Regions from separate parts of the Homo sapiens genome. Here region 2 is linked to region 1. Evidence: chromatin loops called from intact Hi-C (ENCODE). Cell type or tissue: CD14-positive monocyte. All regions are shown on one strand. Each heading gives the region's core, and the rest is flanking DNA. Links, peaks and the distances in the headings are about the cores only.

What was found. Hi-C counts contacts between places; a loop is a spot of excess contacts. Peaks named below come from ENCODE experiments on the same cell type or tissue, not always from the same donor. Only the 100,000 strongest peaks of a DNase experiment are listed, where the experiment ranks them.
Region 2: a loop joins it to region 1, with 7 times the contacts of the local background. A loop is called at or near these places in 4 of 110 quality-filtered maps.

Annotation. Positions count from the first base shown.
Region 1 is chr9:89,398,103-89,403,475 of GRCh38, forward strand. SEMA4D (semaphorin 4D) reads right to left here. Exons shown (of 16, transcript NM_001371194.2): 4 at 4,769-4,914; 5 at 1,174-1,236. Among named protein-coding and RNA genes, the nearest start is that of SECISBP2, 82 kb to the left of the region's middle. In CD14-positive monocyte, for the core only: no CTCF peak of the experiment used is centred there; DNase peaks (open chromatin) are centred at 749, 2,029, 2,529 and 3,769; H3K4me3 peaks cover 1,726 bases; H3K27ac peaks cover 4,363 bases.
Region 2 is chr9:89,346,640-89,352,012 of GRCh38, forward strand. SECISBP2 (SECIS binding protein 2) reads left to right here. Exons shown (of 17, transcript NM_024077.5): 11 at 243-409; 12 at 1,440-1,575; 13 at 3,137-3,290; 14 at 3,993-4,213. Among named protein-coding and RNA genes, the nearest start is that of SECISBP2, 31 kb to the left of the region's middle. In CD14-positive monocyte, for the core only: no CTCF peak of the experiment used is centred there; no DNase peak of the experiment used is centred there; H3K4me3 peaks cover 112 bases; H3K27ac peaks cover 1,972 bases.

The DNA.
Region 1 (5,373 bases), core at 96-5,095:
CAGCCCAGAGTGAGAACTTCTATCCCTGTTTGCCCGCCGTCTCCCGATTGGTTCTTTCTGAACATCTTTTTACAATCAGATGTTGCCTTTTCCGAAACTACCCACAGCCCACCCTGCCCTCATCCTGTGCCTATAAGAGCCCAGACTCAGTTGATAGAGAAGAGAAGGTGCTGGACTAGAGAGAGGTGACTTGACTTCAGAGGGATGGCTGGATTTTGGAGAAATGGCTTAACTTTGGAGAAGAGCCGGCCAGAGCTGGCCAGACTTCAGGGAAGATTATTTGCTCGTCCTGTTCCCTCTCAAGCTCCCATCTCCGCTGAGAGCCACTTCCAACACTAAACAAAATTCTCTGACTCCACCATCCTTTAAGTGTCCATGCAACCTCATTCTTCTTGGATGCCGGACAAGAGCTCAGGACCCTGAGTGTGTGTACCCAAAAAAGGCTGTCATACTGGCCCTTTGCCCTCACTGGCAGAGGACAGCTGTCCCACACAATGAGAAAAGGGGCCCACTGAGCTTATAACACACCACTGTCCATGGAGAACAGAGATAAGAGAGCACTGTAACGCACCCTCTGGGGCTGCGGGGGTCACAGGCACCCCAACCTGGGTGCCACCCTCAGGGCTCACACAAAGCCTGCTCCTGCTGGCACCCAAAACAGCTGGCCAGATCCCACACTTGCTCACTCATGTGCTCCCTCCTGCAAGAGGTTGAGCACAGCAGGCCGAATAAATGGGGCATCTCTGTCGCAAGTCCAACGAAGGGGTTGAGAAAAACTGCATGACTAGCAACTCCTCCAAGCCTAAGGCCTCTGGGTGCAAGGAGGCAGAACAAACCCTGAATTTCTGCACTATTCACCAGTGGGCTTCACTATTCACCAGTGTTCTGTAGTCAAAGTTTCAGGCCATCTGAATACATTCAATTCATATAAACTTTAAAAAAGTATTTCTCAAAGGCCAAATATGTTTGGCACCTGCTTTGAGAAACCCAATCCTGATACTCAGGAATAGAGGGATGAGCTCCAAGACGCATCACAACAAAACCAAGCCCAGCAGAATGAACAGAGCCTGGAGAAAAGGCTGGCCTGCACTGCAGGCATGCTGGCATTCAGTAGATTAAAACAACCAAGAAATACTTGAATGGGATTCTTTGTAGCTTGCAAAAGAAATTTACCTGTTTTGATTTCCCCTTTTCTGCACATTTTGCTTTTTTGTCTTCTGAGACCTTCCAATACACCTGTTGGGATAGAGTCCATATCAGTGCATATTCTTTTAAAGAGATACTAGTATAAAAATGCACAATTTTAAAAGCACATGATAGAGTTTAGAGCCTAGAGGTTTCTCCTGAGATGATCAATTCTCAGACTGCAAGGGAGGTTCAGAGAGCAGGGGAGCAGCCTGGGGCCTTCATGAACATCCTCACTGTGATCCTTATCCTGAAACCAGTGGAGTCTGGAAGACCAGCTCCAAAAGTTCCATCACTCACCATAAAACAGCAGCAAAAATCAAACTCGTGAAAGTGGAGAAAATTAAATTATTTTTCAAAAACCTAAACCATAAGTATTTTCAAACATCAAAGTGGGCTTTTTTCCATCCATTCAAAGTGACTCTACAGGCCGGGCGCAGTGGCTCACACCTGTGATCCCAGCACTTTGGGAGGCTGAGGCAGGCGGATCACCTGAGGTCAGGAGTTCCAGACCAGCCTGGCCAACATGGTGAAACTCCATCTTTACTAAAAATACAAAAATTATCTGGGAGTGGTGGCGGGCGCCTGTAATCCCAGCTACTCGAGAGGCTGAGGCAGGAGAATCTCTTGAACCCGGGAGGCGAAGGTTGCAGTAAGCCGAGATCGCACCACTGCACTCCAGCCTCGTGTGCCTGGGCAACAGAGTAAGACTCCGTCTCAAAAAAAAAAAAAAAAAAAAAAAAAAGTGACTCTACAGTCCAGTTTAAAAAAAAAAGCCACAATATTCACTGTATCAGTAGAAAGGGAGATTTACGATTCCTTAAACTTGCATGTTGGCAGCAGGAGGAAGTGATGAACTAACACCACCAGCTCAGCTCAGGCACCATCTTAGTAAGATCCATGTTCCTACCACCTCTTCTTTCAAACCAGGGACAATTCGTGATCAGAAACTTCCAGGGGGTGGGGGCCTTAGCCCCTTGCCCTCCAAAGCCCCCACAGAATAGAAAGCAACATAAGACAAAAGGGAAGGTTTCTATATCTATCTCTGCCTCACCTTCCCCAAAATGCCCCCTCTCTCTGTGATGTTCCATAACTGATGCAAAAGAAACCAGTAACAATGTATTTTTCTCCACCAAAAGGCTTGTAGCAGGTGTCAGGACTCAGAGGTTAGGAAGCACACAGGGCTTCTAGGAGGGAGAGTATGAGGAGAGGAACCCCACTTTAGGTTTCTAACTAACTCTGTGAGTTCCTGAACAGCACCCAGGCTGCAGACACAGTACTAAGGGAGTGTCATTTCATAGAAATGGAAGTCCTGATAGGGGCACACAAAAGCGGAACAGAGTCTCATTTAAAATAGCCACTTCCTTCAGCATTTAAAGTACAGATGATTTCGTCAACTCGCATGAAATGCATAAGGACAAGGGAACGTACACTTCAACAGACTCTTGATCACGTTTGCAGGGATTTTCACTGATGCTTGGCGGGGGTCTCTTTATTTTTTTCTTTTAAGTATAAGAGGTCCCCAAGCCTCTCCCCAACCCCGAGGGACCACCATGGTGTCATTAACAGAGCAATGTCTGGCTCTCACTGAACACCTGTGGGGCCAGCACAAACACACTGTCCACAATTCCCCCAAGACCGAGTGTGAGCCTGTGTGGTCAGGAAGGCGCTCAGAGGAAGAGAATTTAACAGACACGCGAAGAGTAAGAGCTGAGTGAGGTGAGACCACCACATCTTTCTGCTCAGAGTGCCTCACAGTGCTGAATACTTTGTTTTTGTTTTTTTGAGACAGGGTCTCGCTCTGTTGCCCAGGCTGGACTGCAGTGGCATGATCTCAGCTCACTGCAGCCTCGACCTCCTGGGCTCAAGTGATCCTCCCACTTCAGACTTCCAAGCACCTCAGACTCCCAAGACCTGAGCCACCACACCTGGCTATTTTTTGCAGTTTTTGTAGAGAAAGGGTTTCGCCATGTTGCCCAGGCTGGTCTCAAACTCTTGAGCTCAAGTAATCCGCCTACCTCGACCTCCCACAGTGTTAGGATAACATGCGTGAGCCACAGCACCCAGCCAAATACTTGTTTTCAGAGCATAATGCTCAGAGCTCATTTATGTGTCAAACAGAAATTGAGAAATAAGCTAGACCCTGGAGATGAAAACAAAAAGAGATCTGGGCAGAAAATGTCCAGCGTGAACCTGGAACAGATTCCAGAGAGCAAGAAAACTAACCCCACACCGCGAGGTCTCAGGAGCCAACCCAAACAGGCTGCTGTTGACCATGGATGCGACGATTTGAGCATGAGGTAGGTGTTTCACTGTGATGGGTCAAAGAAGAGCAAATATCTTTAAATCTATGACTTCATTGTGACACTAAAAATCAATCAAAAAACTCACTCTTGCCCTTCAGAGGGGAAACTGACTCATTAACTCATTATTCTGAAAACTGGTAAATAAAGGCAAAGATTCCAAGCATCGATTCTGCATTTCCCAAAGGAAATGGGACCTCTACGGACCAAAATAGCTGGTGATGGGCACTTCCCCTTTTATACGATTTCCAGCTAACAAGTAGAGAAGGAGAGGTAGAATCAGAACATTGCGTTTTGCAATCTTTGATGAGAAGAGCATCTAGACTTCGCTGGTCAAAGGCCACCGAGACTGAGGAGGAGGAACACCTGCCTCCATGGAGAAGCCCGCCTCACAGCCCTGAGAGGGATGAGCCTGGATCTGACACCCAGCTGGGGATGTGAAGACAGAGGTGCATGCTAAAGACACCATGAGTGGGGCTGGGTGTGGTGGCACATACTTACAGTCCCAGCTACTCAGGAGGCTGAGGCAAGAGGATCACTTGAGCCCAGGAGTTTGAGGCTGCAGTGAGCTACAATCAAATTTTAAATTCGGTTTGATTTTTTAAAATGTTTAAAGACACCGAGGAATCAGGAGCAATGTGAAGAGTGGGACATGGGATGGGCTGTGCAGAGTAGCTTTCTCAGGAAGGAAACCGAGGCTGGCTCCTAGAAGCGGAGACTGAATGGACAGGGTGACCAGCTGCAATGGATTGGGACAGCGTGGTTGCAACCTGATTCAAACTAAACGTTTGAACCAACTAAACAAGCATCATCCACAAGAGTCGGTGAAATATGAACACTGGCTGAATGTATGATGATATAAATTTTGGAGAAGCTATTTTTGATTATTTGCACGACAAGGGGCCCTTTCCAGTAAGAGATACCCAGATGAAGAATGTGGTGTCGGGATCTGCCTCAATGCCCCAGGAGGTGGAGGGTACTGTAGGCAAGACTGAACACCCGGCCTTGCATAAGCTGCAGTGGGCACAGGGCTCATGGCATAGCTGTCTCTGCTCATAGGTATGTTTGAGATTTTTTCATAATAAAAAGTTCAAAAAAAAAAAAAGCAAAGAGGGTGGTCCCCGGGTGAACTGCTGGTGGACACCCAAAGATGGGGCTGCATGGTCACAGCTACAGAATGGAGGCTCCAGGTAAGTCAGCCCCCAGCCCCACAGTGGGGCCAGGAGAGGCTGCCCACTCAAGCTGGGCTATGTGGACATGCAGGGGAGCCCAGGACGTACCTCATGCTGCTTCTCGGAGATGTTGAGTGCGTTCACAGCGAAGACCGCCTCCCGGGCACCTATGTACAAGGTGTCCTTGTCCTCGCTCAGCAGCAAGGCTGAGTAGTTGTAGATGTCTGGCTCATGAAACTGCACCAGGTGCACCTCTGTGGGATGCAAGGGCAGGGTCAGAGTGGGAGGAAGAAAAGAGCGATGGAAGCATTTTTAAACCTGAGCACATCCTAGGTCCCTGTCTCAGTGACAATGAGCACGTCTGGGTGCAGTCATGTCTCGAGGGCCATGTGTTGCTGCAACAGGCACTGCTACAGTGGAGGTGGCCTCAGTCAACGCCAGACCCACAGTGTAGCCATCAGGTGTGCTCATGGGAACCACTCACAGCCCTAGAGCTCAAGCCCGGAGCCAGTGTGCTCACTTTGAAGCTGTGAGTCGGACATCCCTTCCTGCTCCCTCAGATCCCAGAATCCCAAACCCTGCTCTGCCAGATGCTTCCTGTGATGGCTCCCACCCTCTGCCCACCCAACTCTGGTCTACATGCCTTGTCATCCACAGATTAGGTGTACAGGAATACAATGACTTAGGATTTTCTTATTCAGGAAAAGAATGTT
Region 2 (5,373 bases), core at 216-5,215, 51 kb before region 1:
ATTACTTGATACTTTTTGGGAATCTCATCCAAAAGATACTAAGTTTCATTTGGAATTACTGCCAATGAAAAGAATGTGTAAGAGATTGTTCTCAAAGATGAGAAGGGTTGTGGGGACAAGCTGGGGGTGACTTGGCAAACTCCTTCAGATACCCTGAGGCAGCCCCTGGGCGAGCTGCGATCCAAGAGCTGGGTGGGGCATCTGGGAGGTGACCGTGAGGGCTTTGTCCCACTGCGTTTCAGTTGGAGCAGTGCCAGTCCTTTCCAAAGAATGTGCATCAGGGGAGAGAGGCCGCCGCATGAGTCAAATGAAGACCCCGCACAATCCCTTGGACTCCAGCGCCCCACTGATGAAGAAAGGGAAGCAGAGGGAGATCCCCAAGGCCAAGAAGCCAACCTCACTGAAGAAGGTATGTGGGGTGTTTCAGCCGAAGTGAGGCACTAGAAAACTTAGTCTCACATTTCCATAGTTATTCTCCCAGCTCTTAGATTTTTAGATTTTACGACTTGTATTACTTGAATATGTTGTAGTAAAACGTGTTAATGATACTCCAACAAATGATCCCTCACCCTCCCAGTGTGACACGTCAGGGACATGTGATGTGGGGAATGCTTTAGCTACCTGAGAGGAAAGGAACATGTTTTATTTTTTCAACTTTGCAATGGATGGACAGAAAACCAGAAATGGGAGGAGTTGCATTTTTCTTCTTCTTATGATCCCCCTTCATCCTACCCTAGCTGATATTTCTGATGTTGAGAGTCAGTGAATAATGCACACTTCTTGCACACCTTCCAGAAGGACAGTCACAGGCTCCTCCGGTGAATTCTTTTTTTTTTTTTTTTTTTTTTTTGAGACGGAGTTTTGCTCTTGTCGCCCAGGCTGGAGTGCAATAGAGCGATCTCGGCTCACTGCAACCTCAACCTCCACCTCCCGGGTTCAAGCAATTCTCCTGCCTCAGCCTCCCGAGTAGCTGGGATTACAGGCGTGTGCCATCATGCCCAGCTAATTTTTGTATTTTTAGTAGAGACGAGGTCTCATCACCATGTTGGCCAGGCTAGTCTCAAACTCCTGACCTCAGGTGATGCACCTCCCAAAGTGCTGGGATTGCAGGCATGAGCCATCACGCCCAGCCTCCCTCCGGTGAATTCTTACAGCAGCCTGTGGTGTAGGTGCTCAGGCAAGTGCTGAGCTGCAGAATTGTCTTTAGAGCTCAGGGCTCTCCCCTGTGGCTGCTCTGCATACCTTGGGAGGAACGTGCCCCTCCAAAACCAGCGGGGAGGGTTGGGTGAGCTCCCTGGAGTCTGGGGAGCACTTGGCTGCTCTCAGGGCACTAAGAGGCACATTGCCAAAAAGTTGAACTTGGGCAGTTTAATTTGCAGAAGAGCTTATCTTTTAAGTACAAGTATTTAGGCATTTTAATTGTTTATTTAATTTTTAAGATTATTTTGAAAGAACGGCAAGAGAGAAAGCAGCGTCTCCAAGAAAATGCTGTGAGTCCAGCTTTTACCAGTGATGACACACAAGATGGAGAGAGTGGTGGTGATGACCAGTTTCCCGAGCAGGCAGAGCTGTCAGGTACCAACTTCTCTTTGTGCCTTAAGAATAATTTAAACGAGAGCAACTATGAAAAGGATGAGCTATGCTGAGCAAACTCTCCAGGACTTGGCTGACTCCTCTTCCTTTTGTGGTGAAAGTGGGTCAGCATTGAGCTCCCAGCTTTACAGGGAAGGGAGGTCCCCACAGATGGGGGGAGTGTTTCTAGTCCCTCTGGTTCTGGGGTCTGTGAGGGACAGAGGTGAGGATCCTCCCTTCCCACCAGGTTTGATCTGTGTGATGCTGGATGGTCCTCTAACTTGAAGTGGTCATGAGAATTAACACCGCTAGCTGCACAGCTGCTTACCAGCAAGTATTGGAGACGTGGGGGCGTGAACACAATTGTGTGTTTTTAAGGAAACTTCATATTCAGTTATACATTCAGAAAAGTGCACAAATATCAGTGTACAGCTTGAAGACTTTTCACAGTGACCGCCGCATTCAGATCAAGAAGCAAAACACAGCCCAGCAATTGCTTGTGCCCTCTTGTCAGAGGCCTCCCCCAGGAGACCCTGCCCCATGGCAACCCCACCAGGGGCTGTGGCTGTGGCTCTAGTGCAACTGTGTGTTACGTGCTGCTCTCTTTGTCCCCTTTCCTTCAGCCTTGCTGGCAACATGGAGATGCCGTTTATTTTCATTACTGTGTAAAATTCGGTTGGACGAATGTACAGGGTTGCGGATGGGCATTCAGGCATTTTCCAGTTTGGGTAATTAGAAACAGGGTTGCTGCGGACAGTGTTGTATGTGTCTTAAAGGACACAAGCACTCGTTCCTGTGGGGCATTACCTGGGAGCAGAATTGCTTTAGTAGCTCCTGCCCAATGGGTTTCTGACTGTTCTACCAGTTACAGCCCCAGGGAGGCTGAGAGTTGCAGGTGCTCCCCATCTCTACCAGCCCACGGGGCACTATGTTTTTCAACCTTGCCATTCTTGTGGGTGTGGTATATGTTTTTTCATTCCTTCATTTGGTGATCTGTTACTGCAATTGCATTTTGATAGTCGGTAGAAGTAACTAGTTGGGGACAGTAAGCTATCACTGCATCAGATCTGGTGTGTTTAAACTAAACACACCTCTTGAGTTTCTCATAGTTTAGATGTTGGAGTTCAGCTCTTTCTAAAGGATTATTTCAAAAAGAAATGGTCTCAAGCATTTGAGAAAAAACTTAGAACTAAAATCCTGTTTTTTAAAGCTCCCTGATAAGAGATTCTTCAAAATCAAAAAATAAATTTGGCCACTGAACTGCACACTTAAAAGTGGTTAAAATGGTAATATTGATGTATATTTTACCATAATAAAAATGAATGTATAAGTAAATTGAGGGGAGGCACACCTCCAGGCATGACTGCCTCCACCAGCTTTTCTGTTTTCCCCAGGCATCCTCGTCTGTTTTTTCTGCCTTCTGTAAACCTCTCTGCATGTTGTCTGTGAATGTGGTGGTTGTGTGCAGGGGTCTGGTTGCATCGGTGAGACTGCATTGGGCCAGCCCCTCAGTGTGTGCACTGGGCCTCACAGATATCTGATGATGCCTTTTTCCTCCATGAAGGGCCAGAGGGGATGGACGAACTGATCTCCACTCCTTCGGTTGAGGACAAGTCTGAAGAGCCACCAGGCACAGAGCTCCAGAGGGACACAGAGGCCTCCCACCTTGCTCCCAATCACACCACCTTCCCTAAGATCCACAGCCGCAGATTCAGGGAGTGAGTGAGCCCCTGCCTGCCAGGGACTAGGGGAAGATGGAAGTGCTTCGGTTCAGTATGGCATTGATATCTCCCATAAATCCTTGTTGCTGGGCCACACTGTGCTTTAAAAACCTCATGGTTGAAAGAAGCTGGGTACCTGGTTACACGCATTCAGGGAGAGCCTAATCGTTGTGTCTGATTCTGCTTCTACTGAGGTTCTTGTATTAATGATGGAAGAGGGGCCCTCAGTCCAGGTTTGCAGTCGGGAGTGGATAGTGAAGTGACCGTGCATCATCTTTGGGCCCCTTTTCATGGTTTAATCTCTGTGTAATGTCTTAGGCAGCAGGATTCCTTTAACCTTGTGTGCTCACTCTGCCTTCTCCCCTGCCCACTTTTCTTCCAGGATAGTCTCCCGGTATTTGTCTTTATGACAGGGAGATGCACGGGGTAGTGGCTGAGATGGGGACCTGTGGCAAACTATGGTTGGGCAGGGCCCAGAGAAATTTGTCCCTTGTAGTTGGGAATGGGGGAAGATGCCCCAGTATTTACCTTTCATAAAATTAAATCATCAGGAATTCCACAGTTCTGGTTAGTAGTACTTGTTGAAACGTGACTTTTTGTCTGATGCAGTCTACGTCTCTTCTCCCTGGGGTGGGATGGGAGCAGTGCTGCAGTGTCACAGCCAGTGGCACAATTCCTGATGTCTGATGTTTCTTTCAGTTACTGCAGCCAGATGCTTAGTAAAGAAGTGGATGCTTGTGTTACCGACCTACTCAAAGAACTGGTCCGTTTCCAAGACCGTATGTACCAGAAAGATCCAGTCAAGGCCAAGACTAAACGTCGACTTGTGTTGGGGTTGAGGGAGGTTCTCAAACACCTGAAGCTCAAAAAACTGAAATGTGTCATTATTTCTCCCAACTGTGAGAAGATACAGTCAAAAGGTAAAGGCACAGTGTGGTCCTGTGATATGTGGGCCCCTGCATGAGTGCCTAGTGTGCCCTCGTGTTTGCCACACACCTCAGCGGCCCATGCCACAGGTCTTGACAACTCGTTTTCTTTGTGGTTTTTGTTTTTATTGAGTAACTGTTTCCCAACTGCATTGACCATTACCAAGTGCCTTACCCTCTGTAGGGCAGGTGGGTCCTGTGATCCTGCACGCTGGGAGGCCAGCCAGCCCACACAGGCCTCTGGCATCAGGGAAAGACCTGCCTCTGTTGTGCAGGCCACTGCCCTGGGGCTGGGATTGTCACTGGTCACTTGCACCACAGAGATGCTGTGCCTGGCAGCCAGGCAGTACCTACCTAGGGCTTTCATCTACTTGACATTTTGTTGTTCAGTCTGTGGTTGACTCATCTGTTTGCTTGTTACAGATGTGGCTTTGTCTAAATACTTTGCCATTTTACTTAAACTGGAATGTGTGTTTTTGTTTTGTTGGATGTGATATGCTGGGTCAGGTAACAGTGAACCCTCACCTGTGACATCTCATGTTTACCCTGTGCTTGTGCTGTCTTGGCTCCTGGAGGACTTGCCTGTGTTGTGTCCTCGAATTGAGCAATAGGAGAACTGATAAGAGCAGAGTGGCATTGCTCATGGACACCTGTCCTTCATCTCCATCTAGGCTAGGGAACACTCACAAGCCCCTCCCTGGCCTCATTCCTTTCTCCTGCAGTGTCAAATTCAGCTTTACGGAGTCCCACTTTGAGATAATGCATCCACATCCTGGGGCTGAACCCTCAAAGATGATGTTTCCCAGTTACCATTTCATATCTAAAGCCTGGAAGTTTTGTGACATGTCCGAGGCCCCCAGCCAGCAGCTCGTCCCTGTCCTAACTTGGTACGGGTCCAGCATCACCGCTGACCAGAATATGACAGAAGGGATCTCAGTGACCCACTCATCTGATTGTGTGCCCAGAGGCCTTTCCAGGTCATTGGAGAGGACAGGCCACATGCTTCCCTGGCTGTTTTTGTCAGTGTTGTACATGTCCACAGCTAAAGGGTCAAGTAGTCCTATAGGGTTTGTTAAGGGAGGGGCAGGCTTGGGCTCCCTTCCTTTCCTAGCAACTCCACCTGTCAGCTGTTAGCCACACTGTGGGATATTTCC